Linked DNA regions of Homo sapiens: regions 2, 3, 4, 5, 6 and 7 are each linked to region 1. A link is a contact called in ENCODE Hi-C or POLR2A ChIA-PET data. All regions are on one chromosome and are shown on one strand. The core of a region is the stretch at or near the end of the contact, and the rest is flanking DNA. Distances in the headings are between cores, read along the strand shown.

Region 1 (2,819 bases), core at 175-2,674:
AGTTTTCAATTTTCCTTTTTTAAAACATTCCTTTCGAGTTTGAATTTCTGATGTTTTATATGTATATATATATATAACTTTTAAAAAGTGATAAGAAGGCTTACTTGTATTGTGAGGTTACAGGGATACAGGCAGTTTCTTATTTCCTTTTTTAAAAAACTGGTTAATATCATAGTATTGGTTTAAAAAAAATCCCAAAACAACATAAACATAAACATGTCCTAAACCTGGTCTGGCTCAGAACTTTTCCCCCCTATATGTAATTTACAACCTACTTCTGGGAATAAATTAACACACTTGACAAAAGGTATAAACAATTTTCTGACAAACTCTAGAGACTGAAGACTTCTAAGAAGCCCAGTCACCCAGCTGTCAGTCAAGAGTCTAATTACCTTTAACTAAACATAGTTTTCTTTGATAGCTAGTCTAACAATGTTTACCTATTTCTTTTTTTTTTTTTTCCTTCTTTTTTGATACAGGGTCTCAGCTGTGTCACGCAGGCTGGAGTGCAGTGGGCTGATCACAGCTCACGATGGCCTCAACTGCCTGGGCTCAAGCAATCCTCCTGCCTCAGCTTCCCGAGTAGCTGGGACTACAGGCGTGCCACCACACCTGGCTAATTTTTTGATTTTTATCAAGAGGGTCTCGCTATGTTGTCCAAACTGGTCTCAAACTCCTGGGCTCAAGTAGTCTGCCCCCCTCGGCCTCCCAAAGTGCTGGAATTACAGGCATGAGCCACCAAGCTTGGTCTGATTATCTGTAGAAATTAAATGTCTCTATCAAGAGGAAATCTTTTAATTGGCCTAATAGACTCTTTTTCCTTTGCAGCAAGATTTGTGATAAAGTTTATAAGTGGTCATCACTAAAGTTTTTGAAAAATTTTTTAAAACATGTTTTAAACCTTCAAAAAAGTGGGTAATGTTCACCTCCATTACTCGTATAAAAGATATGGGTTCGATGGATGACAGGACATAGAACCACAGGAATAGAATGTAATTCATTCATTCCTTTGACAAGTATTTGAGTGCCTACCCTATGCCAGACTGGCAAGTCCTTGAGGGTCTACCATGTGCCAGGCAGTGTTCTTGAAGCTGGGGATACAAAAATGAACAAACGAGATTCGGAGAATAAAACTACAGTTCCCACAGTATCTTTCTCTTTGGCTTTTTTCCAGGGGGCGCTGCTTTCCGCGACTGTCTTCCCATGATTCTCGTTGGGCAGAAAAGCCCCGCCCGCTTATCTGCCATTTAAGCCAGCGCCCCTTGAGAATGGACTACAACTCCCACAATGCATTCGAGGGGCACCGTGTTAGGGCGCCACCTTTTTCCCGGCTGTGCTGTACCTACAGCACCCAGAACTACAGTACCCAGAAAGCTCCGCTTCCCCTCCTGGGTGTTATTGCCCCTTTCCTGGTGCAGGACGCGGTAGTGGCCAGCGAGAGTGTCAGGCCTGGGGTTTTCTGTGTCCTTCCCTGGGTCAGGGACGAGCCAGTGACTTGACTCTTGGGCGCTAAGCTTGGGAGGGAGCGCAGGAGGCCGCTGTCCTTCCTTTCCGGTTCACGTCACCCTTCTCTCCCTCTGTTGCTCCACCTGCAGCCACTTGGACGGCTCCGGGACTGATTGCCTGGGGCAGGGGTGGCAGTCGAGGCCGCCGGGGCCGAGGTGAGGCTGCAGCTCTCCGGGCGGCGGTAGCGCTGGGGAGGAGGAGGAGAGAAGATGGCGTCGGAGCTAGAGCCAGAGGTGCAGGCCATCGACCGGAGCTTGCTGGAATGTTCGGCCGAGGAGATTGCGGGGGTGAGTGCCGGAACCCGGGCGGGTGCGTCTGCCCCTCGCAGGCCGCGCCTGTGGGGAGGAACCGACTCCTGGACGTCCTGGAGCAGCCCGACCCAGACTTGGGGAAACAGCTGTGCCGGCCCTCGCCTTGTGGGGTAATAGCCCGGGGAGGCCACCGATCCTGCCCCTCTCTTTCCATTTTCAACAGCTGCCAGAGCTGCGCTGTGCACTAACTACGTTTACTTTCCCTTTCTGCCCAGGAGAACCCACGGCTCTTCCATCATACCTCCTTTCCCCCAGCCTCCCATTAAGTCTCCCAACACATGGGCCTTTGCCCTTTATATCAGCTCTTGGAAGAGGAGAAGAGACGCTTCTTGTGTTTTTGGTATAATCGCCCTAGTTTATCTAGTTAATTGCTTTTCCTGAGACAAGCGAAGCCGTGTGCTCCTCCGACTAAACATGCCACCCTAACCGAGCCCCTCTTTTGTTTTTGGGACTGCCCCAGGCACCAAGAAGGCAAACGACACTACCCTTCGTTATCCGTTTCAGTGCTATCTTTTTTTTTTGCACCGGTTTGATTAGTTGACAACGTTGATGCATGTGTGGAAAGTTTACTGAGTATGAGAAAGTAGTCGTGGAGTCTGGGAAATTTTAAAAATATTTTTTCTAGGAGTTAGGGGTAATTGGATGGAGAACAAATGTTATATAACGTTGATAGAGCAGCTTTCAACAAATACTGTATAAGCTAAACGTGAGAACTGGTCACAGTGTAGTAGGAGCAGTTATATTCCAAACGTAAAACCGTTCAAACGCACTATTGCATTAAAACTGTAATATGAATATGCTAGTGTAAATAGCAGAGTTGTAGGAACACCCATTAGAAGAGATTGCCGAGAATGATTATGAATGGACCAAGACAGCTTGGGCCCCACCTCTAAGACCTCCAATTAAAAAGGCTGCTAGGAAGGGAGTGACCCGTGAATAAAAGTCAGCAATCTGAATGCTACGAACAAAATTTGGGATTGGGGGCACTGTGGAGCTGTTGGT
Region 2 (2,700 bases), core at 172-2,671, 890 kb after region 1:
TCCTCATGGCACCCAATCCCCAAGCTCTCTCAAGCTTTAGGTCTCTCTCCCTGTCAGGAGTTCAGACAATCCCTGGATCAGACTTGGGAGATTAAAGAAGTGGGGAGATAAAAACTAGAAGAAGCAAGAGAGGTGAGGTAAAGGGGAAAGGGGGACTGGCCAGTCAGCCATAGGAGTGATGAGGCATGAAGAGTAGAGTCTGAAGCCCCTAGACACTGTTGTGCACGTGAAGGGCTTAGAAATGGGTACCAAAGGGTTTGGGGGCACGTGCTCAGGACAGGTACCTGCAGGAGCCGTCAGGTGCACAGCAGCCGTGGGCCAGGTCACAGTGGGAGCTGCAGTCATCGGCTGCAAGAGATTGATGTGGGAGGGGTGAGTCTGAGTCAGGGCACAGCTCGCTGGGATGCGGGACTCAGGAGAGGATTGGGGTTCCAGTAACTGAGCGGACTCAACCCTAGGGCAGGACATAACACAGAAACTCATCCCATTCCAAAAAGGCAACCTCGGTCTTGCTTGCCCCGCGGGTCGGAGCGACTGCAGTGCCGCCTCCGGCCGGCAGAGGTCAACGTGCAAGCGAGGACGGCTGGACAGGGCCGCGACTGGAGCCCAGCGGGCGCGCTCACCTCGGACAGGCTGACCGGGAGCCCCCAGAATGCACAACAGGCACACGAGATGCAGGCAGCGGCAGCCGCTGGGCATGGTCAGCGCCGGCCCCAGGAGGGACGGACGGATGGACGGCCGGACGCGTGGACACCTGTGGGACGGCACCGGTTGGGAGGCGGCCGGACGCGGAGATAGCGGCACGGATACGGGTTCCAAGTGACAGGAGCCGACGAGGGAGAGGGGCGCCGGGACAGAAGAAGGGGATGGGGGTAGCGGGAGGATGGGGGCAGGGAAGGGTTGAGCAGGCGAAGAGAGCGAGGAGAGCGAAGACAGGAACCCGGGAGCGGGGTCTGCAAGGAGGGGAAAGATGGGCATCGCGGAGCGAGGCCAGGCGCGGGAATGGCTGGGGTTGGGATCGTAGTCAGGACGGAGGGGTCCGCGGGATGGGGACAGCGCCGAGAGGCGGCCTCGAGCACGGAGGGGACGCGGGGGCCGGAGGGAAGGACGGTTCCCGGCAGCGAGCAGTCTCCGCCCCACAGCTCCGACAGCCCCCCCCCCCGCCACCACCACTCTCTCCCACGTCCCCTTTCTATCTCCGCCGCGCTGGGTTCGGCGGCGGCGCGGGGCCTGGAATCCCCACCGCGCCCTGTCCCCGCAGTCCTCACCTCCGGCGGGGAGGTGGCGCGCCCCGGGGCGCAGAGAGAGGCCGGATCCGACGGGCGCCGCCGAGGGGCCGTGAGGGAGCGCGGGGCCGCCCCTAGCTGGCCGCGGGGCCGGGCGCCGAAGCGGCTGCCATGCGAGCCGAGCGCTCGGGAATCTGGGGCTCCAGGCGACCCCGAGCGGCGGCAGCGGCTGCTCCTCGCGCGCGCTCAGGCCCCCTGCCAGGGGCGGAGCCCGCCCCCACCCCCATCCCCCCCCCCGCGACGCACGGCGCACACCTAGCACCCGGCGCGCCCCGGGGCCCCGGCCCTCCGCGGCTACCCAACGCCCCGAACCCAGCTTCCTTCCAAGAGAGGAGGAAATCTTAGGAGTCTCAATGGGAGCAAACTATTAAGCCAAAGGAGCGCAACCCCGTTATTCTCTCATCTCCCATGCCCACTTTCCCGACCAGCGCTCCGCGGCCCACGCCCCAGCCCTGCCTTCGCTTGTCCGCCGCTCATCACGCTTCTCATATAGATCTATGCACACGCAGGCAATCGCTCCCCGCCCTCCGCCTGTCACCAGCCCACGCCTCCCCGCTTGTAAAGCCTTCATCACCTGCTTCATCTGTGTGCTCCTCTGCTCCTCCTCGCCCTCCGCTTCTTCCTGTCCACGTTGCCGTCTCCAGCCTTCCAAGATCAACCTATCCCTATATAAATATCAACCCGATCCACCCAACCACACCCCGGCCCTACCCCCACCACCCTTCCCTCCCTCAAGTCTCAGCCCTTCCACCCCATTCCTTTTTGTGACTGCCTCTGAGAATCCTTTCTGGACTGGGAATGCCCCTGACTCTGTAAATGTGCACACAAAACCCCCTCCACCGCCAAGTCTTCTCCTGTACCCCATCACGTTCGTCCTTGGCCTCAGGCTAAACCTCAACTGCCCAAACCTGGAGCTCAGATTCAGAGAGTAACGGAGGGGGAGTGGGGGAAAGCTGCCCTCCAGGCCTCTTTGCCCCCTTCTGGCTAATGGCTCAGAGACACATTTCAAGACAAGGACCCAGCCAAGCTCGGTGGGCTCACGCCTATAATTCCAGCACTTTGGGAGGCTGAGGCGGGCGGATCACCTGAGGTCAGGAGTTCGAGACCAGCCTGGCCAACATGGTGAAACCCGTCTCTATTAAAAATACAGAAATTAGCCAGGCGTGGTGGTGCGCGCCTGTAATCCCAGCTACTCGGAAGGCTGAGGCAGGAAAATCGCTTGAAAACCCGGGAGGCAGACGTTGCAGTTAGCCAAGATCGCGCCACTGCACTCCAGCTTGGGGGACAGAGCAAAACTCCGACCCCCGCCCCCCCCCAAAAAAAGACAAGGACCCAGAACATAATTTCTAGTTTGTGCAGGACAACAGGGCAGAGGTCAGGAACGCTAGCGCCCATCTCTAGTCCTTCAGATTGA
Region 3 (2,953 bases), core at 240-2,739, 950 kb after region 1:
TCGCACCTGAGCAGGCTCCACATCAAAGTAGGGTCTGAGGATGTCGATGTTGGCGTACAAGCTGAAGGCCCTGGAGGCTTGTCTTTTCCCAGCCTGCCACATCTGAAGTAAGGAAGATGGGCATAGGTATTGTGGTACTGTTGGTTCTAGATCCTGTTGCCTATTTTCCGTTTGATTTCTACATGGTTCTAACTGGACAACCTGGGGCGAACATCACCAACACCAATTCCAGAACACGGGACATACCTAGGTCTACTTTTCTACCTGCAGAGGATTCAATCTTGCTTACCTGATCTGCCACCTGCCGGCTCAGCTGTCCCTTAAAGCCCTTCATGCCCAGGAACTCTCCATCCTCCTCTTCAGCAGCAGCTGCATCAGCTGCATCAGCGTCTACTTCTTCCTCGCGCAGGCGCTGATGCAGCTCACCCATATCCTCGAAGCTAGAGCCTGAGGTATCATCCATGTTCTCCATGTCAATCACAGCTGAGCCTCCGCCCTGTGAAGACAATGGCTCCTAGAGTGCAGGACTTTTCTGTTCCATCCATTAAGTCCTCTGCTCATCCCAGGGTTTAGGGCTTTGTTCTTCCACTGCTGAGGATACGGCTTGGAATCACTACAGATCATGCCACTCCATTCCCCCTCATATGCTCTCAGAACGCCTGGTTTCTAGCTTTGGCTATCTTTTCTAGCCTGGGAAACCTACTAGTCTTCCATTCATGTCTTTCTCCTATGTTACCTATCAAAGACTAAAAGGCTGAAAAAGTGCCCATTTCCTTCTTTCCTAAGCCCCAAACAAAACTATACACATAGTATGTTTTCAGCGAATGCCAGTGAATCCCACCCAACCCCACTCCATGCCTTACCCCGACCAACCTCCTAACTTGTTCCAAGAATACCTTCTTCCTAATGCCTCGGGCGGGCCCTGAAACCCGAGATCCTCAGGCTGGAGTAGTAGTCTGGCCCTTTCAGGTCAATGTTAATCCCACTGACTTTAGTGTGCACGAAGACCCAAAGAAGAGAGTTTTGTAAATGGAGCGGACTTCCAGGCCCAGAGGGGGAATCCCCAAGACACTTCTGGACATCGCCGGCCCTCCGGCTGCTGGCAGCTGGTGCCTTGGGGCCATTACCTGGATGTTTTCTTCGAACCCTCCCCATTCCGGGCCAGCTCCATTTCGGGCGCCGCCCGCCGGCGCCGCTGTAGTTGCCATGTCCCTTGAGGGCTCCCGTCGCTGAAACCCGCGCTAGCCCCGCGCGCGGAGTGGGCAAGATGTGGGCCTCCGGAAGGTAGACGTCCAGGGTCGAGGAGAGGTGGGATCGGCCGGAACACAAAAAGGAGAAGCCCGGATGTTTGGACAAAAGCAACTTCCGGAAGCTGGGGACGTGGACGGGGGCGGGGAAAAATCTCGCGATATTTAAGATTCCAGGAGGCGGTGCGTTGCCACGGAGACGGAGCAGGGCTACTAGGACGCACGCGCGAGATAGAACCTCTAGTCTCGTGGAGAGATTGAAGATGGCGGCTTCTCAGGCGGTGGAGGAAATGCGGAGCCGCGTGGTTCTGGGGGAGTTTGGGGTTCGCAATGTAAGCCTTGTGGCCTTGAGCTCGGGCGGGAGGAATGAGAGCGGAACAGGGATGGGTCTTGGGATTGGCGTGGGGATAGCTGTGGGCTCACTGTCCCTTCGTGGACAAATTCGTCCCTTTGCTCTAGGTCCATACTACTGACTTTCCCGGTAACTATTCCGGTTATGATGATGCCTGGGACCAGGACCGCTTCGAGAAGGTAAGTGGGGCCGGAGTTGTCTGGGGAGGGTTATGAAGGCCAGACCTTGTGGTCTGAGCAGCCTGTGTCTGTCTCAGAAGCTGCTCTTGGGGGTCGCTCCGTTTGTAAGTTTGTTGAGCAATGTGCTAGACGCTCCGTTTACAGGCCAAATTAGACACGGTTTCTACCCAGTTCTGCAAAGATGTTCAGTCTTGTTGAGGAATGGTGTGTATAAACAGTGAATCTAGTGTAATATGGTGAAGGTGGTTGATAGCGATGAAGACGGCAGGGTTGGGGTGGGGAGCATTACGCTGAGACCAGGAAGAGGGGCGGAGAGGTACTTAACATTTCAAGAGGAGGGTACATCTCAATTGAGCCTTGAATGGTAAGTAAAAAAGAACAGGAGTTAAATTATGAAGGGTTTGTTTCAAGTCAGTGAAGTTCAGGATATACAGGTTTTGTGTGTATTTAGTCTTTTGTATTGTTTCACTTAGCTTAAAATAAGGGTTAAAATTGCATTTAAATAGATTACTGAATGTTACCGTTTAGGCAACTGACCTTTGCGTGCAGCTTATAAACATGATCTGTAAATCAGTGCTTGGGAAAATTTTACTTTTTTAACCTGTTGATACAAGGAATAAAGTATGAACAATGAAAAAGGTTAATGCTTGAAAAAAAATTATGGCTTGTGTGAAGTGTGCTCCGGGCATGTCCAAGTAGTTCTGGCATGAGTGGTAGGCAAGGTTGAAGTGTGTCTTGGGCACTGTTGATGATAGGGAGATTGAATAGTTCTTAAGCAGACATGATGAGATTTGCAACCTTGGTGGCTGGGAGGGAATGAGTTTGAGGAGGATCATATGGAGCAGGCAGATCTGTTGTAAGGGAAGCTGAGGTTGAAGACATGAACTAAGACTGATGGTAGAAATAGAGCAAAGGTAGAATAGAAGGTAAATTTATGATTGCTTTGGTAAAGGCTGTGGGGGTAGCATAAAATGACTTTTTGGCTTGGGAACTGCTTTGATGCATTGTGGTATCATTTACTGAGAGGAGAAATGGGTCTGGGGAACGGGAATGATGATGCATTGTTTTCTGCATGTGGAGAAATCTAGCAGGCTAGAAGACTGCATGCTTGAAATGAGATCAGAAGTGAGATAACATTTTGGGAGTTGTCAGAACAGATAGTTGCTAAAACTGTT
Region 4 (2,700 bases), core at 40-2,539, 680 kb after region 1:
GCCTCCCGAGTAGCTGGGACTGCAGGTGCACACCACCACACCCAACTAATTTTTAAATTTTTTGTACAGATGAGGTCTCACTATGTTGCCCAGGCCGGTCTTGAACTCCCGGGCTCAAGCGATCCTGCTGCCTTGGTCCCCCAAAGTGTTGGGATTATAGGCATGAGCCATTGCACTTGGCCCATTGTTGTTGTTATTATTATTCAAGTTGCTCTGATGCATTTGTTGAAGGCATTAAGGAAGGAAAGAACTGGCTGGGCACAATGGCTCATGCCTGTAATCCCAGAAATTTGGGAGGCCAAGGTGGGCAGATGGCTTTGAGCTCAGGAATTCAAGACCAGCGTGGGGAACATGGTGAAACCCCGTCTCTACAAAAAATACAAAAATTAGCCGGGGATAGTGGCTCATGCCTGTAGTCTCAAATATTTGGGAGGCTGAGGCTGGAGACTCGCTTAAGTCCAGGAAGCAGAGGTTGCAATAAACTGAGACTGTGCCACTGCACTCCAGCCTGGGCAGCAGAGTGAGACCCTGTTTCAAAAAAAAAAAAAAAAAAAAAGAAGGAAGAAACTGAAAGAGACAGGCGGCATGCAGAATGTGTTGTTCAAGGAATGTTGGAATGTTGAGTTGTTGAGTAACCCAACATGTCAGAAGGGGAGTAATGGCCTAATGGGTCCATGTTGGGAAGATGTTTTGATGTTACAGTAAAGAGTGTCCATCTTATTTGGTAAGCAGTAAAAACCAATGGCAGAGTTTGTCCACAAATGAAAGAAAGGGCCAAAGAAAGAGAGACACAGATTGAGCCAAAAGATAAAGCATATAGGTGGTGAGGTGAGAATTGCACATGACGGGTGGTGGGTGCGAGTGTGGGATGGTCCCAGAAGTGGTGGGTGATGGGGACGTATGGGAGGATGGGTACAGGAGAGGGGGATGAGTTGAGAGGAAGGCGATATAAACATGTAGAGGATGGAGTGGGGAATCAGGCGAGACTGATGGGTCAGATGAGGAATTTTAGACATGCTAGGAGTGGGGAAGATAAAGGGTGATGGAGACAGGTGAGTTTTATGGGAACAGGTAAGGAGTGATGGGGCTGTGCTGGGAGATGGAGTCAAGCGGGTGGCAGAGAGCTGTAAGGAGAACCTGAGAGCTGGAGCGGGACAGCCAGAGAGTCCCAGGGCTGGAGGAGAGCGGAGCGGGGCCGTCGGAACGTGATGTCAGAGGAGGAGCCGTGATGTCAGAGCGGGCGGCGGGCGGTGATGTCAGGGCTGGTGCTGATGCTGGCGGCGCGGTGCATTGTGGGCAGCTCCCCGCTCTGCCGCTGCCGCCGCCGTCGCCCAAGGAGGATCGGGGCCGGGCCGGGCCGGGATGATCCGGGTCGGAAGGCCGCCGCCGCCGGAGGGAGCGGGTCACCCAACGCCGCACTGAGCCGCCCCCGCCCCGCCCCGGCCCCGGGGGATGCGCCGCCCCGAGCTGCTGCCTCCGCCGCCGCCGCAGCCGCAGCCGCAGCGGGCACAGAGCAGGTGAGGCGGGGCGGGGCGGGCCGGGGTCGGGGCGGGGGCTCCTTCGTGGGCTCAGGGGGCTCCGCCTGGCTCGCCTCCCAGCGCAGCCTTCTTGGGCTCCCCTCCGCGCTGCTGTCGCCGCCCGCTGGGCTGGGACGCTGGCCTACACCGCCTGGGCCGCGCCGAGGCCTGGAGCCGCTCCCTGTCCCCAGCACACAGACCTCCCTCCCCAACCCGTCCTCCGGGCACTTTGCTCCTCCCCACTCACCTCCGTCCCCTGTCCCCATGGCTTCACCCCTGGCTCTCCTGTCATCCCTGACGAATCATTCGGCTGTCTCCGTAACCTCCCTCCCTGTCCTCAGTCCCTCCATGCCTCCCACCTGCCTTCTTACCTACTTCCTCACCCCCTCAACTGTGCCCAGAGATCCCTCCCATGGTCCTATCTCTTCCTTGCCTGTCATCATTATCTCTCACGGGTCTCTATCCTACCCACCCCTCTCCTCTGATCCTGTCGCTCCTCATCCCTGCCATTCCCCTCTGCCTCCCTCCACACCTCTTTCACCTGTTCCCATCACCCCTCGCTAGTCTCCATCACCTCTCCTTACCTGGGCTCCCAGATTCTCACACACACCTGCTGACACCTTGCAGAGTTACACATCAACACTTGTATTCACAGGCCATGATGAGCTCCCACCAGTTCCACGTACCCCTGTGTACCATCACTGGCCCCACATGCTCCTATCTGCACTCTCTGACAGATATTCATACAAACTCCTGCATAAGCCCTCGCCTTCACCATGCGCCCATGTGCACATAGGGGTCTGAGGCGGCAGTAACGGGGCAGCCAAGTGTCCCATGTTTGTATCATCCAACCCAGTCTCAGCTGAGCATAGTCCTCAGACACAGAGAGAAGGAGGGTGGAGAGGGAGAAGCAGGTAACCCTCATTTATCTTCCTGGCTCCACTCTTCCTTCTCTTGCCTCATCTGTTTCTTTTTGGTTTGCTCATCTATAAAATGAGAGCAGGACACAAATTTTCCTTATCAACCTAACAGATCCACTGTCCCAGGACTGGAAAGCCCACCAGAGTTCACCCAGTTTAGCTTCTGAAGGCCCCCTCCCACCAGTTCAATTGCTTCTTCAGTCTTGTCCTCAACCTGTCTCCTCCACCTTTATTCTAGAACCCCCATCCCTACCTCTCCCTTC
Region 5 (2,875 bases), core at 271-2,770, 860 kb after region 1:
TTCATGGGATTCATGGGAGGAGGACAACGTATATCAACATTAACAGAAGTTTGGAAGAAGCTGATTCCAACCTTCACGGATGGACCTTCAAGACATCAGTGGAGGAAGTAACTGCAGATGTGATGGAAACAGCAAGTGAATTAGAATTAGAAGTGGAGCCTGGCCAGGTGCAGTGGCTCACACCTATAATCCCAGCACTTTGGGAGGCCAAGGCAAGCGCATCACCTGAGGCCAGGAGTTCAAGACCAGCCTGGGCCAGGTAGCAAGACTCTGTTAATTAATTACTAAAGATTGTGAAATGCAAACCTACATCTCTTAGTTTTTAAAAATAGGAAAATTAATTCTTGACGTTGAGGGATATGGGGCTTCTTACTGAGATTAAGTGGGATAACCATAATTGTCATTTGTTTAGCTTTTCTTCTTCAAGCACTGTACACACCTATGTAAAGGCGGATACCAACACCATGCCTGACAAACATAATAAAATAAAGATGCAGAAGTAACCTGCCCAACATCCCTCTGCTAAAAGCATTCAAACCCAGGTCCGTATAATTATAAAGGTTATGTTCTTCCCACTGCTTCCTTAAAAGATTTATTGGAGGACTACCCTAGGCAAAGCACTTGCCCTAAGCACTCTAAATTAATTATTCAACTCTCTCAACAGTACTTTAGTATTGGTATTGTCCCTGTTGTACAAATAAAGAAGTTGAGGCTCGGCCGGGGTGGTGGCTCACGCCTGTAATCCCGGCTCTTCGGAAGGCCAAGGCGGACGGATCACGAGGTCAGGAGATCGAGACCATCCTTGCCAACATGGTGAAACCCCGTCTCTACTAAAAATACGAACAAAAAAATTGGCTGGGCGTGGTTGCGCGCGCCTGTAGTCCCAGCTACTCGGGAGGCTGAGGCAGGAGAATCGCTTTAACCCGGGAGGCGGAGGTTGCAGTGAACCGAGATTGTGCCACTGCACTCCAGCCTGGTGACAGAGCGAGACTCCGTCCCCCCCCCAAAAAAAAGTTGAGGCTCAAAAAAGTTAGGTAACTTGTCCAAGGTCATGCAGCCCTAGAATAATAAGGGAAAACAGTGTGTCCCAAAATGGCATTATTTGTCCGTGGGGCAGGTATGTTTGAATTTCCATCCATCCATCTATCTATCTGAGACTGGGGTCTCGCTATGCTGCTTGGACTGTTCTCGAACTCCTGGGCTCAGGCCATCCTCCTGGGATCTACCGGCGCGCAGAGACTACGGGCGCGCAGGGACTACCGAGGCGCGCAACCGTGCCCGGCTCCCCACCTCTTCAAGAAATGGAGATTGCAATGCTTGTGCCAACTAGTAAGCTTACACAGTTGTGAGCGAATACTCCACGTGAGAGGTTATAAATGACGTTGCACTAAGGGAGGGATGGATCCTTAACGCAAGTCAGGCCACAAAAGCGTACCAAAACGCAACTGTGCGTCTGCACCAGCGCGCCTGCGTGCAAAGGCCAGCCGAAGCAGAGAGCAGTGCACATGCGTGCAGCTACCAGCATATGGGCGTGGCGAATAGCGCCGGCTAGGTCTTCCAACCTCTAGGTGGGGTGCCAGCCGGGGCGGGCCCAGCACCCCGGCCGGGCAGTACTTTTTTTTTTTTTGCATACACCAGTTCTCAGGATATCGGAATCCGGTGCACAGCAGCTTCTTCAGGTTTGAGGTTCCGGATGCCTGGGGGCGGAGAAACGGGAGGGGAAAAACAGATGGCAAGGTGGGTGACCAGCGTCCAGAAATCCACTGGGGAAACCTCCTCCCGTTTTTACCCTTGGTACCGCGAGAATGGGCGGGGTCTGGCTTCGGGGCGGAAGCGACGGGCGGTCCCGGTTCCAGGGCGGGGCTGGAGACAGGGAGACCCGGCTGGGAAGTGCAGGCAAAGCCGGCTGTTACCCTGCACAGCCGTCACCCTCAACTTTCCCTTCAGGTGAGGCGTCCATGGAACGACTTCTGGCCCAGCTGTGCGGCAGCAGCGCAGCGTGGCCGCTCCCGCTGTGGGAGGGGGACACCACAGGCCACTGCTTCACCCAGCTGGTGCTCAGCGCCCTGCCCCACGCGCTCCTCGCCGTGCTCAGTGCCTGTTACTTGGGCACCCCGAGGTGGGTAGAGACGGGCGCAAGGCATCTGTCCATGTGTGCCTGCAGATCTCACCCGCGGCCTACATCTTCCGGCAGTGTCACCAGAATAGCGAGGTCTCTGGAGTAGGGCAGAAGTAGAATAAAATCTAAGCATTGCTACTTAGCAGCAATGTGGCTGTTCTTGGGCAAGTACCTGCCTTCTCTGAGTCTCATTGTTGGGAGGTTTAAATGAGATAATGAATTTAAGCATATAGTGCAGCGCCTGGCATGTTTTTAAAGGTCCGATGAGTATCAGAAATCATCAGAATTGTCCATTTTCAGCTACCCGGACTCAGCTGTCATGAATTGGAGGCAGAATTGGGGGAACAACGTTTTTAGCCAAAAGCGATGATGTGTTTAAGTTGTAGGCTCAGTTTCTCACCACTGCAACCCATGAAACCTTAGTGTTTCCAGATTAAGAAAAGCATACCTAGGCTCAGCTGAAGAGGAAGCAGTAGATAGACAAGAAGAGCAAAATCAAACATTAAGCCTTCCCCAATTAAGGGCTATAAGGTGTGGATGCTAAACTCAACTTGATTTTGTATTTAGTTCTTGTATGGCTAGAGATGACTAAAGTTAGTCTCATTCTGGCTGCCGAGAAGATAGGAGGACGGTGTGGTCTCTGCCTTTGGGAGTTCCTAGTCTGATGGGGGGAAGTGTCTCTATCCAAGAGGTCTTTCTTGCTTTCTCATTAGACTGAGTTCCCAAAAGACTGTGCCAATTTTTAATAGCTGCTCT
Region 6 (2,776 bases), core at 236-2,735, 820 kb after region 1:
TATAGGTATATGCCACCACACCCTGCTAATTTTTTGTACTTTTTGTTGGGACTGGATTTTGCCATGTTCCCCAGGCTGGTCTTGAACTCCTGGGCCCAAGAGATTCCCTTGCCTCAGCCTCCCAAAGTGCCGGGGTTACAGGTGTGAGCTACCACGCCCAGCCACAAGTGTAACTGTAATAGGTACCACCTCACCTATATATCTCATCCCCACCCTTGTATATTTTTGGTTATGAGAGAAATGCTCCACATCGTTGGTCACTATTTCAGAGCTTATGTCACATTCTGTAGGATACCACTCTAATCTTTTTTTTTCTTTCTTTCTTTGAGACAGAGTTTTGCTCTTGTCACCCAGGCTGGAGTACAATGGTGCGATTGCGGCTCACTGCAACCTCCAGCTCCTGGGTTCAAGCTATTCTTCTGCCTCAGCCTCCCGAGTGGCTGGGATTACGGGCATGTGCCAAACACGCTTGGCTAATTTTGTGTTTTTAGTAGAGATGGGGTTTCACCATGTTGGTCAGGCTGGTCTCGAACTCCTGACCTCAAGTGATCCACCCGCCTTGGCCTCCCAAAGTGCTGGGATTACAGGCGTGAGCCACCGTACCCGGCTGATACCGCTATGATCTTATGAGATGTTGTCTCCAGTTGGCAAAATAAAAACTAAGACCTCAGTAAGCCTATTCTATAAGACTAGCTGGAATATACAATAAAACTAAATAAGGAATCCCAGAAGAGTTGAATTGTGTATCCCAGCTGTCTTACTTCTTCCACCGTAAAAGTACTCCCTTGGCCAAAAGCATCATTGTGTGGGATGTCATGTTGAATGCCTTATGAGTCATTCAGTAAGTTTCTGGATGGTGCTGGCAAAAATACAGTGAGTAGGAAAAATATATAGAAATTTAAAGTAAGTTTCTTCTACAATGAAGATAAATTACTGCCCTGTCCATGAAGGAAGAGGTCCAAACTGGCAGTAGCAGGTCAATCTTAGTGTGAGAACGTCCACGTGATTGAGCCTTTACACTCAACATGCATTGCCTCCATCAGTGGTCCCATGGTCACTTTGTTCACAAGCTCATACAGCACACTCTGGTGTAACTAGGGGAAAGGGTGGATACCATCCATAGAGCAGTTCATCTTCTCTACCTGATTGTTGATAACCCTCTTCTACTCACGAGGCACAAATGTTCTCATTATAGTAGATTGGTTTTCTCAACATACGTTCTAAACTCCTTAGACTGGTTTTCTCAACATACATTCTAAACTCCTTCGTACCTTTCTATACTGAGAGTCTAGAAAGATAAAAGCTGTATTTCTCAGATCCTATTACAGTTATGGTTTCAGGTGTAATTGAGATTTTTGCCAATCAGGTATATTCCCATGAGACTTGAATGTGAAACCCAGTTAACTGAGTGATGTGGAGAAAGAGGCAGGATATGAAGTATTCACTTTGCTGCTGTGAATCATGACAGAGGAAGTGTGGTTCTGTGGTTACCGACGTGCTGATTTGCTGGTTTCCTGCAGTGGAAGCCATAGCTTACCCAAGCATAGCAGAATCAGTGAGATTCTGGGTGTGGGGAGTGCTCTTACAAGCTCCACCTAAAGCTTCTTCCCCTACCCCTTACAAATATTGTGTAAGCCACACGTGATCCCTGGTAATAACGCCCTTCTCCCTTAAATTAAGTAGAGTGGTATCTGTGGTCTGCAACTGAATCATGACAGATACTGTCACATTTGGGAACCATTTTAAGAAGTTCTTCCACATTATACTTCTCCAACTTCATTTTAATATCACTTCTAACTCCCTAATCATCTAGCCAAACCATTAACCTCAGACTCTTTTTTTTTTTTTTTTTTTTTGAGATGGAGTCTCGCTCTGTCACCCAGGCCGGAGTGCAGTGGCGCGATCTCAGCTCCCTGCAAGCTCTGCCTCCCAGGTTCACGCAGCTGGAACTACAGGTGCGTGCCGCCATGCCTGGCTAATTTTTTTGGGGTTTTTTTTGTATTTTTTAGTAGAGACGGGGTTTCACCATGCTAGGCAGGATGATCTCGATCTCCTGACCTCGTGATCCACCTGCCTCGGCCTCCCAAAGTGCTGGGATTACAGGCATGAGCCACCGGGCCCGGCCAAATCAGTGTAGACTCTTAACCTGTTTCTCCTTCTGGGAAAACTGGTCAGGTAGTTGTATTTCTTGAAGTCCTGACTATCCTCAGTGTCCTTCAGGGTCACCCTTGATTGGGGGCCACAGTATCACAGCAGCCCATTTCTTTCTAATGCCAGCACATTAGGTGAAGACAGCTACAAACTAATCATGACTTTATTCCACTGCAGTCTGGTAACAAGGCCCATTTCATTGGTTATAGTGGTAGATGAAATAGCAATGCAGCAGAAGTAGTGGTGTGGGTGCTAGGAGCCATTTGTGTTTTCAGGATCTGCTGTGGCCTCATTTTGTGTATGTCATTTCTACTTGATAATGGATCCATGTCCTAGGTATGAACCAGCTTTATACCTAGGAAGACCAGATGATAGCCAGTTCATGATTATGCTGTGATCATGCTGGGTTCCATGATCATGCTGTGTCCGTGGCCCAGCAGCAAGCTGAGAGCTGATTCTCAAAGAGAGAATATTTACCTGCCAAAAGGCATGCTCAGAGGGCCTCTGCTATGATTATTCTATCAGGACATGCCATAGATGATAAAGTACCTCAGTCTGCCACAAACACTTTGAACATTATAAGGATCGCAAGGACTAAGTTGCACTGCAGACTGGACCAGCTGGA
Region 7 (2,700 bases), core at 7-2,506, 830 kb before region 1:
CGAACCTGCTCGCGCAGCCCGGAGCAGCTCGGGGCAGCCGTGCGTGAAGCCGGAACCCCGCGCGGGGAGGGGGCCGAGCTGGCATCTGCCCGCTCCCTTCCAGGAGGCGAGCGGACGCGCTGGGCCAGAGCTGGTCGGGACAGCCCAGGGGTGGGCGGCACGGACTCGGGGGATCGGGGGGAAGGGGGCGTGTTTTCCGGGATTCGGGACCGAGACGGGGGGAGGGGGAAACTCGGGGGGCGGGCAGGCAGCTGGGAACCCGGGGGGAGGCAGACAACGGGGCGCACGGAGGGAGCGCTCCGGGGTTGGTGTTCCCCAGGGTCATAGAATAACCCACGGGGAGAAAGAGACTGCCCAGGGACTCGAGGGGACGGGGCCAGGGGCGGCTTCTTCAAGAGACCGAGCTGGAGGAAGGGACGGGAAGGGAGGGAGAGATGGTACTTCCACCCGCCCCCCCATCAGCCCAGCCCCCGGGGCGTGGCGCCGCTCTGGCCCTCCCACTCCCCCCGCTGGCCTGGCCAGACTCAGCCCCCGCACACCTCCCCTACCTCCGACCCCCTCTCAGGCATCGCCGGCCCCAGCCGTGTCCGGTGGAGGGGGAGTGGGCGCGGGGCCCGCGCGTCCCTCAAACTTCTTGCGAGTTCACCATCACGCCTCCCGCCCCTTCGACTCCCAGCTCCGGGCCGGGAAGGCCCATGCCCGCCCGGCCCCTCCCGCCCGGTTACATAAGGTCGCGGAGAAGCCGCCCCCGGCCCGCGCCTGAAGGGAGGGGCCGAGGGGGCTCCCGGCTCGGCGGGCAGCGCCGCTCGGGCCACGCGCTGGGCGCCCGGGGGCGGACGGACTGCGGGTGGGTGGCGGCGCGCACGGTCCTGCTTCCCTCTCCTGCCGGCATCCCCCACCCTCCCACCTGTCTCCGGGACCCACGGGATAGGGGCCAGGGAGCCTGGGTCGGGGGTCCCGGGCCCTCCTCGTGCCTCTCGCTCCCCGGTCCCGCTCACCTCGCTCTGAAGGTCAATCTGTCCGCCGCCCGCGCCCCGCGGCTCCGGCAACTTGTCGCAAGTTCGGGTGCCTGGCCCGCAAGCTGTGCCCGCCACCTGCTCCCGGCCTGCTCCGGCCCCGTGCCACCAGGGAGGCCCGCCCCGTCCGCCCTTCCCGCCGCCGTCGGCGCCGCGGCCGCTCCCTGCGTCCCGCCCGGGCCGCCGCCTCCGCTGTCACCGAGCCCCGCGCCCGGCGCCCGGGCTCCGGCTGTCACTCCACGCACACTTCCCTCCGCGCCCGGCAGAGGGCAGCACCCGCCCCGCCTCCCAGCCGCTCTGCCTCGGCGCCCACTGGGAAGCGTAGTTCTCGCTGCAGTCCCGCTAGGCACGCCGGGATTTGTAGTCCCGCTCAGCGGACTAAGGCTTACAGGGAAAGAGGCTCTTGACTTGGAACCTCTGATCCACTTCTACCTCTTTGCAAGTTTTCTTTCTCCTCTCAGTAAAGTCCCAAACCAGGGCTCACTAAGATACATTCTGTAGCCTGTCCGACCCCCTAAAAGGAACCTGCAGCCTGCTGTCCTTCGGCAGTCTAAGAAAGAGAGGGTCCCAGATGGTGTGCTGTTGCCATAGAAACTCCACCTGTGGCAAATTCCAGCTTCTCTTCAGGAGTAGGGTGCAGGACCTGGATCTTGCACTTTTATCCCTGCCCCGATCATAAGGGGCAAGGCCAGGGTGAGCCTGGCGAAGTACAGGGTAAAATATGACAGTAGAAGGCAGCCTGCCCCCATTATGGGTTCTACATTCACGCCCCACTCACCAGCCTGAGCTTGCTGTCATGTTGCTGGACAGAAATTGTCTGAGCTCCTTTCATGTCACCTTCCCTTGTTGGAAGTTCACAGGGTGCGGAGGCATCATTCTCTACTTTCTCCTCTTCCCCGCCCCTTTTTCCCTGTCTCCTCCCCCAGCCCCTCCCCTGCTTTTCTTCTCCTTCCCCTCCTCCTTTTCTTCCTCTCTCTCCTCCTTCCCCACATACAATGTTGCTCCTGGTTTCTGGATCTTTTGCTAAGAGGCTCCTGAGGAGGACAGGGATGAAGTCCAAAGGGACAAGATCCCTTGCTGAGTTGGTTCCAGCAAATAGGCTCGATTTCTCTGTGACTCAAGTAGGAACACTCTCCCCCGGCCCGCCACCCACCCACCCATGATGGCGCTACCACTGTCTTCCCTTTCCAGGGGAAAAGTATGAACTTTAAGCTCTGAGGGTTACAGAGCCCATCCCAAGCCATGCCTTAGGTCCCATTTCTCTTAGAATCACAGTGACCCACCAGGAAACCTTGTAGCCACTCAGGGAAAACTCCCTTCCAAAAACAACAGGATGACCAACATAAAGAAGAACTATTTATTATTAGAGAAAGTCCAGAGTCCAGAAAAAGAAGGCTGAATCCAGAGTGGAAAGACAGATACAATGCCCTAGGAGGGTGCAGGGTCAAGAGGAAGAGGGGAGCCCACGTGTCGAGGCAGCAAGTCTAGGCGGCAGTGGCAAAGCCTACTCTGTTGTTGCCCAAGTCGTAGACGGAATAGTAGGACCTGAGGAAGACATCCCCGAGGATCCACAGGGGCTGGCCGTTCTGGGAGGACAGGTAGGTGGGCTCGACTCCCACGGTGCAGTAGCCGTTGTTCTGCTCAACAAAGAAAGGCAGCACTCATTCATTTGTCCACACATGAG

The links. Hi-C counts contacts between places; a loop is a spot of excess contacts on that map. ChIA-PET counts read pairs that join two places held with the same protein, here RNA polymerase II (POLR2A). Pooled maps may share reads with other maps.
Region 2: a map of naive thymus-derived CD4-positive, alpha-beta T cell shows a loop between it and region 1 (3-fold over the local background). The contact joins the promoter of DLK2 here to the promoter of UBR2 in region 1. A Hi-C loop is called at or near these places in 1 of 168 maps with a recorded cell type or tissue (naive thymus-derived CD4-positive, alpha-beta T cell). POLR2A ChIA-PET finds 5 or more read pairs at or near these places in 1 of 52 experiments (CD8-positive, alpha-beta memory T cell).
Region 3: a map of CD8-positive, alpha-beta T cell shows a loop between it and region 1 (19-fold over the local background). The contact joins the promoter of POLR1C here to the promoter of UBR2 in region 1. A Hi-C loop is called at or near these places in 2 of 168 maps with a recorded cell type or tissue (both CD8-positive, alpha-beta T cell) and 9 of 50 pooled maps. POLR2A ChIA-PET finds 5 or more read pairs at or near these places in 1 of 52 experiments (T-cell).
Region 4: a loop to region 1 is called in a pooled map, with 5 times the contacts of the local background. The contact joins the promoter of TTBK1 here to the promoter of UBR2 in region 1. A Hi-C loop is called at or near these places in 7 of 50 pooled maps. POLR2A ChIA-PET finds 5 or more read pairs at or near these places in 2 of 52 experiments (B cell and activated T-cell).
Region 5: a loop to region 1 is called in a map of CD8-positive, alpha-beta T cell, with 6 times the contacts of the local background. The contact joins the promoter of ABCC10 here to the promoter of UBR2 in region 1. A Hi-C loop is called at or near these places in 3 of 168 maps with a recorded cell type or tissue (CD8-positive, alpha-beta T cell and naive thymus-derived CD4-positive, alpha-beta T cell) and 7 of 50 pooled maps.
Region 6: a loop to region 1 is called in a pooled map, with 5 times the contacts of the local background. The contact joins the enhancer-like site here to the promoter of UBR2 in region 1. A Hi-C loop is called at or near these places in 7 of 50 pooled maps. POLR2A ChIA-PET finds 5 or more read pairs at or near these places in 2 of 52 experiments (B cell and GM12878).
Region 7: a loop to region 1 is called in a map of CD8-positive, alpha-beta T cell, with 22 times the contacts of the local background. The contact joins the promoter of TFEB here to the promoter of UBR2 in region 1. A Hi-C loop is called at or near these places in 5 of 168 maps with a recorded cell type or tissue (CD4-positive, alpha-beta T cell, CD8-positive, alpha-beta T cell, ascending aorta and 1 more), 13 of 37 single-sample maps with no recorded cell type and 17 of 50 pooled maps. POLR2A ChIA-PET finds 5 or more read pairs at or near these places in 5 of 52 experiments (CD4-positive, alpha-beta memory T cell, activated B cell, activated CD4-positive, alpha-beta T cell and 2 more).

Annotation. Positions count from the first base shown.
Region 1 is chr6:42,562,605-42,565,423 of GRCh38, forward strand. It overlaps UBR2 (ubiquitin protein ligase E3 component n-recognin 2), which reads left to right and starts at 1,425. Exons shown (of 47, transcript NM_001363705.2): 1 at 1,425-1,793. The coding sequence starts at 1,716. RefSeq lists enhancers at 987-1,066, 1,137-1,656 and a silencer at 2,689-2,818.
Region 2 is chr6:43,454,127-43,456,826 of GRCh38, forward strand. DLK2 (delta like non-canonical Notch ligand 2) reads right to left here and starts at 1,422. Exons shown (of 6, transcript NM_023932.4): 1 at 1,269-1,422; 2 at 624-754; 3 at 285-348. The coding sequence starts at 699. RefSeq lists enhancers at 401-450, 2,079-2,700 and silencers at 981-1,060, 1,091-1,140, 1,241-1,480.
Region 3 is chr6:43,515,600-43,518,552 of GRCh38, forward strand. It overlaps POLR1C (RNA polymerase I and III subunit C), which reads left to right and starts at 1,490. Exons shown (of 9, transcript NM_203290.4): 1 at 1,490-1,579; 2 at 1,707-1,778. The coding sequence starts at 1,511. It overlaps YIPF3 (Yip1 domain family member 3), which reads right to left and starts at 1,327. Exons shown (of 9, transcript NM_015388.4): 1 at 1,128-1,327; 2 at 290-496; 3 at 1-102. The coding sequence starts at 1,208. RefSeq lists an enhancer at 1,067-1,616.
Region 4 is chr6:43,242,192-43,244,891 of GRCh38, forward strand. TTBK1 (tau tubulin kinase 1) reads left to right here and starts at 1,290. Exons shown (of 15, transcript NM_032538.3): 1 at 1,290-1,517.
Region 5 is chr6:43,426,021-43,428,895 of GRCh38, forward strand. ABCC10 (ATP binding cassette subfamily C member 10) reads left to right here and starts at 1,521. Exons shown (of 22, transcript NM_001198934.2): 1 at 1,521-1,737; 2 at 1,948-2,119. The coding sequence starts at 1,959. RefSeq lists an enhancer at 2,098-2,167.
Region 6 is chr6:43,382,411-43,385,186 of GRCh38, forward strand. No RefSeq gene overlaps it. Among named protein-coding and RNA genes, the nearest start is that of ZNF318, 14 kb to the left of the region's middle. RefSeq lists an enhancer at 1,089-1,268. Within about 2 kb of position 1,486, at least 9 of the 41 ENCODE cell types and tissues checked have a DNase peak (open chromatin) inside an H3K27ac peak, as active enhancers do; they include B cell and GM12878, where a contact is called at or near this core.
Region 7 is chr6:41,734,352-41,737,051 of GRCh38, forward strand. It overlaps TFEB (transcription factor EB), which reads right to left and starts at 1,257. Exons shown (of 9, transcript NM_001271944.2): 1 at 999-1,257. PGC (progastricsin) reads right to left here. Exons shown (of 9, transcript NM_002630.4): 9 at 2,360-2,653. The coding sequence ends at 2,501. RefSeq lists silencers at 1-245, 376-905, 946-1,415.